2 separate regions of the Mus musculus genome follow, and region 2 is linked to region 1. Evidence: chromatin loops called from intact Hi-C (ENCODE). Cell type or tissue: left cerebral cortex. All regions are shown on one strand. Links, peaks and the distances in the headings refer to the core of each region. The heading gives the core; the rest is flanking DNA.

The links. Peaks named below come from ENCODE experiments on the same cell type or tissue, not always from the same donor. Only the 100,000 strongest peaks of a DNase experiment are listed, where the experiment ranks them.
Region 2: a loop joins it to region 1, with 4 times the contacts of the local background. A loop is called at or near these places in 6 of 42 quality-filtered maps.

Annotation. Positions count from the first base shown.
Region 1 is chr2:156,938,363-156,941,275 of GRCm38, reverse strand. It overlaps Ndrg3 (N-myc downstream regulated gene 3), which reads left to right. Exons shown (of 16, transcript NM_013865.2): 9 at 863-919; 10 at 2,622-2,725. Among named protein-coding and RNA genes, the nearest start is that of Ndrg3, 52 kb to the left of the region's middle. In left cerebral cortex, for the core only: a CTCF peak has its summit at 1,569 (motif pointing left); DNase peaks (open chromatin) are centred at 1,059, 1,553 and 2,670; H3K27ac peaks cover 2,500 bases.
Region 2 is chr2:156,990,476-156,993,388 of GRCm38, reverse strand. Ndrg3 (N-myc downstream regulated gene 3) reads left to right here and starts at 1,278. Exons shown (of 16, transcript NM_013865.2): 1 at 1,278-1,390. In left cerebral cortex, for the core only: CTCF peaks have their summits at 1,142 and 2,319; DNase peaks (open chromatin) are centred at 1,240, 2,315 and 2,536; H3K4me3 peaks cover 1,492 bases; H3K27ac peaks cover 1,896 bases.

The DNA.
Region 1 (2,913 bases), core at 253-2,752:
CAACCCAGTGTAAATGCAAAACTAGGGGCAGGGAGGAGGCAGCAGAGGCCACCGTCCCAGACTGCACGTTTCAGAGCACTACCTAACATGTTCCCTCACACGGTCCTTCAACCCTCCTTTTCCCTCTCCACCCCCTTCTCTCTCTCCTTTTTAGCTTTCTTTTTATCTTTTTCTTTTTGAGATTAGGTCTCCCAAGGTCACTAGGGTTAATCTCCAAGTCCAGTGCTGAAGTAAACTAAACCTTCTACCCCGGCCTTCTGAATTCATGGGTCTGTAGGTGTAACTATAAAATACCCTGCTACAATGCCCCTATTTCAAAGTATGCCATACTACCTTAGAATGGAAATTTAACCTTTTTCAGACTTCCTATGTTTCTTTGAAAATACTGTGTCACACAAATATATCACACTAAATTTGTAGGGTTTGTCTGGTTTGAAAAAATGGTCTCTCTCTGTAGCATATGCTGACCAGTAACTTCCTATACATCCCGTCTAACTTCAAACTATGGTCCTCCTCCCTTAACCTCTCTCATCCTAGTAACTGGGATTACAGTTGTTTGCCACCATGCCCTGTGACCTCTTGTTTTATTGAGGAATAATGTTTGGACAGAAAAGAACACCTTCCTTTAGTGGACAGCCTGTGAAATACTCACACTTGCTAACTCTATTAACACCATTTTGGGTTTTTTTGGGTTTTGGTGGTGGTGGTGGTGGTTTTTCGAGACAGGGTTTCTCTGTATAGCCCTGGCTGTCCTGGAACTCACTTTGTAGACCAGAGAAATTCGCCTGCCCCTGCCTCCTGAGTGCTCAGATTAAAGGCATGTGCCACCACGCCCAGCTTAACACCATTTTTTATCTTTTAGCTCTCAGGTTTTACCACCAACATTGTGGACATAATTCTGGCTCATCACTTTGGCCAGGTAAGCTCCTGTTCTTGTACAAAAAGCCTTCCTGTGCTTCAGGAGAGAAAGAGGCTCATTGCAATGCACGGATCCTGCAAAGAGCATGGTCCTTGCAGTCAGAAGGGCACGTGGGCCTGCAAAGGCTAGCCCTGCAGGAGGGGCTTCTCTTAGCCTCACGGATCTTGGCACTCAGAGAGAGACAGAAAACAGCCTCTCCCCACCTGTCCCCCGTGAGCAGAATGCCATCTGGGTATGTTTGACAACACCAGTGCCTCAGCAGACAGCTTTAGAGCCACCAGGAGGTTCAGGAAGGGCTTCACAGGAATCAACATTTCAGAGGAGACAAGCCAAGAGCGCTGAGCTGCTATTGGGAAAGGAGCTTAGAGATGACCTCATCCAGCCAGGGACTGAGGGACACTGGTGTCCAGCAGGACGGCTGCTGTCCTGGGATGGACAGCTGTTGGTGGGGGATTTGCCTCCAGTCCTGATTTCTAAGGGAAAGTGAGTGATGGAGACACTGCTCGATGAGGTGTGGAGCTGTGAGGGGCTGGGGTGTGGAGGGGCAGTTACAGGGAGGCGTGGAGGCTGCTCAGTTAGTTTGCATCCTTAATTCTAAATACCCCTAAAGGAGAATGGAAGGTCGAGATACAGCAGGCTGTCACCACCTACTGGCTATGTGCCTGCTGAGTAGTTTTTATTTTATCTGGTGTAGGTGGTATAAGCCTGGATCTTCTGAAAGAAGAGCCAGTGCTCTTAACCGCTTAGCAATCTCTCCAGCACCTTGGCTTAATTTTGAGAGAGGGAAACCAAAGGCCTGAAACACAGCATAATATACCACCATTGTCCACATGAAAGTGATGGAGCTGACATTTGAATCAGGGTCTAGTTCCAAAGTTATAGTCTTCCTGTTATTATTTTCTCTTTTTTTTTCATTTTATTTTTTTACTAATATTATACATTTAGGAAGAAGAGCTTATTCAGGCTTATTATAGAAAATCTATGAAACATCCATTTCCTGTTTCTCATAGGCAATCACTCTAGGTCTTCTGATTCCCTGCTCTCTTGCTTTTGACAATGTCTGTCCCCAGGATTGGCATCAAACTTGGATGCTCTTCCTTTAGCTTTCCAAGTGCTGGGATTTTAATCTGGTTCTTCGTGGGTAACCTCCGTCCATATTGTATTCTTGACAAAGGGGGCATAACTCACATACACTATGATGCACATACTGTAAGTGCGTGCCTCTGACCTTTGTCCTATAGATTCTCTTATATATCTACATATATTACTGTATAAAATGTCTCCATACAAAGAGAACAAAGAGGTTCTCTTCTTCCTATTCATTAATCCCCCGAAACACACTCACTGTTCCATTACCTCTCTTCTTTACTTTTGCCTAATTTTTAATTTAAAATAGGTAAAATCATAGGATATACTGCCTGGACCTGGCATTTTTCGCTCCATATAACTATCTTTGGTATATCCATCTACCAGTTGGTGCCCTGGTTCGACACAGAATATGGAACTGAACTCTGATGGGGCCCATAGGTATTGTTGATCTTAGAAGATGTAAGCCATTCGGTGTGCTGGTACATTAATAACTCTCCACAGCACCCCCAGTCCCCTCCTGAGCACAGTGGCTCCTGTCACTGAAAATACAAACTACATAAGATGGACGTGTTCTGCCGTTCAGCTTACTGGTCTTTTCTTCCACTCGTTCTAGGAGGAGTTGCAGGCCAATTTGGACCTCATTCAAACCTACAGACTGCACATTGCTCAAGATATCAACCAAGAAAACCTCCAGCTCTTCCTGGGTTCCTATAATGGGTAGGGTTGTCTCCCAACCCTTTAGTTAACTGTGTAGCCCACCTCTAAAATCTGCTTGACATTCAAGGAAGCAGAGAGGAGAAATAACTCCTGCCATGGTCGTTTAATCGGATCGCCTATGGTGTTTGATCATTCTAGGATGGAAGGGCTGTAAGAAAGAGCTTTAAAGAAGTGAGTGCTAAAAACAG
Region 2 (2,913 bases), core at 188-2,687, 52 kb before region 1:
CAACCATCTGTAACGAGATCTGACGCCCTCTTCTGGTGTGTCTGAAGACAGCTACAGTGTACTTACATGTAATAAATAAATCTTAAAAAAAAAAAAATATAAATCATGTAATAAAATGCCTTCAATACTAGTTTTGCCTTCATTCAGATTGGCTTGGGCCTGGCCTGGGTTTGTTTAATTTTACCCTTCTAGGTAGACAGTTCACTGAAGGAAGATGGCAGAAACTGATAATAGGCCAACCTACCTAATGCTACAACCCTTTAATAACATAAGTTGCTCATGTTGAGGTGAGCCCCAGACACACAATTATCTGTTGTTCCTTTATAACTAATTTGCTAGTGTTATGAATCAAATATAAATATCTGATATGTAAGCCCTGTGAAAGAGTCAGCTCCCAAAGGTATGGTGACCCTTGTGCCATAGAGGAGTGCTGTTTCCCAGCTTCTCTCATGGCTTGTTCAGCTTGCTTTGTTATCCCCTCCAGGGCCACCTACCCATAGTAGGCTGGGTGCTCCCATTATCAGTCATTACTAAGAAAATACACTACACAGTCCAATTTACTAGGGGCCTTTTCTCAACTGAGATTCTCTTCCCAAATTACTTTATTTCAAATTGACATAAAAGTTGCCAGCACATGCAGGCAACGTTTTGATTCTAGTCTGGAGAGATGACTTAGTGTTTAGATGTGCACTGTTCGTAGAGAGGACTGGAATTCATGTCTGTAATCTCCCATTTCAACATTCTGCAGCTGTCTTTAGTAGGAATCTGCTACATTTATATGAACATCACTGCCCTGCACAGATGCTCGTATATGCACAATTAACAATGAAAATCTTTAATTGTTGAGTCAATAATATGTTCAGTCGTTTTTTGTTTGTTTTGTGTGAAGTAACCAACTCTCTTGTTCTACTCAAGAAGGAAATAATATGGCTGCCATTTGTAAAAGATGGAAGAGGACTAGGAATTTGATTCCTGGAAATCGAATCCCTGAGGCTCAGGAGTGCCAGATGATCTTGAGTGTAGCTTTAAACCTTGTTAAAACAAGTATGTCATGGCCCATAAGAGCTTACTAATAATTCAACCATGAGGGAGAGGTAGGTGTGCAGAGAAAACATTTCACATCCCCTCCTGGCAGTTCTGAGCAACAGCCTCCGGGACACCGCAAGAAGAAAAACTACAGCCAAGATGGCGCTGCTAGAGACTCTGTAGGCCTGACCACCATTTTGTCTGTAGTTCCTAGCGTAAGCAGGCGCGTTGCGCATGCGTAAACCCCCGGCATCCTCAGCGCGCCTGCGCTGCGCAGCGCCCCCCCTCCTTGCTGCTGCTGCTGCTGCTGCTGCTGCTGCTGCCGCTGCTGCTGTAGATTGACGGCCCCGCGCTAGCGCTTCAGGTGAGTGAGCGCCTCTACCACAGCGGGCGGAGGGCGCGCCGCGCGGTACGCCCGCCCGGGTGTCGCTCCTCTGTGCGCTGCGGACCGATGGCCACGCGACCAGCCCCGGGTCCTCGCGGTCGGCCTTCTCTGAGCCCCCCGAGCCTATCGCGTTCAGCCCGGCCTCCCGCGCCCCTGCCGGTACCTAGTCGGCGGAGGGCAGCGTGTGACCTGTTGGGGTCCGGCGTCGCTACAGAGGTCTGCACCCTCCGTCGCTGGAACCCCCTGAGGCTGTCACCCGTTCTCCGCCTCTCACGGCGGAGCACGGAGCTCCTAGAGCTGAGCATCCACCTACCCCGTTGCCCCTCACAGCCCAGAGAGTTTTGACAGGGGCCTGGACTCGCCTTCTGTGGGTTTCTTCCCAAAGCCACAGAGGCACTCTTCTCTCCTGGGACCACAGGACCACGGTTTGTCTAAAGCCCACTTTGTAGCCAAAGAAACTGAGGCACGGAGAGGTGAAATGTCGCGTCCAAGGTCATGCAACTGACAAGTGACACGGCCAGCTCTCTTAACTCAGAGGCGGTGGGGCTTTCACAGCCAGAGCTGGTGGGGTTTGACCTTGTATCTTTAAATTTGGGGCGGTGGGGAATACACTTGTCATTTATCTAGAGTTGCTTTTAAAGGTCGTAAAAGTGGGCTACGAATAGAATTATCTTCTGGTCAGTACGGTGGAAATGCTGTTGTGATAACAATCGCGATGTTAACGTGAACTGGCTCCCTCCCAAATACTCGCTTTGTGCCAGGGATCTTGCTAAAGGTTTTATTAAGATCGGTTCACCTTTGTACCTCGCTGCTTCCCTATCCAGTGCTTTCTCCCTTCTTTTTCTCGAAGCCGTTTTTTCCCCCTGCAGAGCTCTCCTGCATGTCACAGGTAGACTTGGAGCCTCATGGCTTAAGCTGAGAGGCTCTCCCCTGTGGCTCCCTGGTAGAACACAGTAAGCCTCTCCTGCGTCAACCCCACTCCCCTCCCCCAGGGTGTCCCCCCCCCAGCCCCCCAAGGTATAATTAGCATTTCTTTTCTAGCTGTCAGGACTAGGCTGGCTGGGCTGGCTGGACTTGTGGAGGTGACAGAGCAGATTTAGCCAGTATCACCTCTTTTTGGGACTTTCTGGCTCTGCTCCAAAGCTGGTCTTGAGCATTTTCAGGCTTTAAGATAAAACGAGAAAGCGTTGACACGGTGGTGAAGAATCTAAGACACCTCCTTTGATTTGAGTTCCAAATGAACAGCTATAAAAATGTGTTGATTTTTTTTTTTTTTTTGCCCCCAAAATAACTAGCACAAACTGCCTTTTCCTCCCTTAGCAAATCCTCCTCCACACTTCAAAGGCTCCACAAAATTTTCATCTTCCCTGCTTAATTTTCCTAACTAGAATTAAATAATACATAGCAGGCTGCAGGCCCGGGTCTTATCCTCAGTAAGATCCCCCCCAACCCCACCCCCATCCCCGGCCAGGTCAGGCGCAGTCTTTGCACCCCCAAATGCC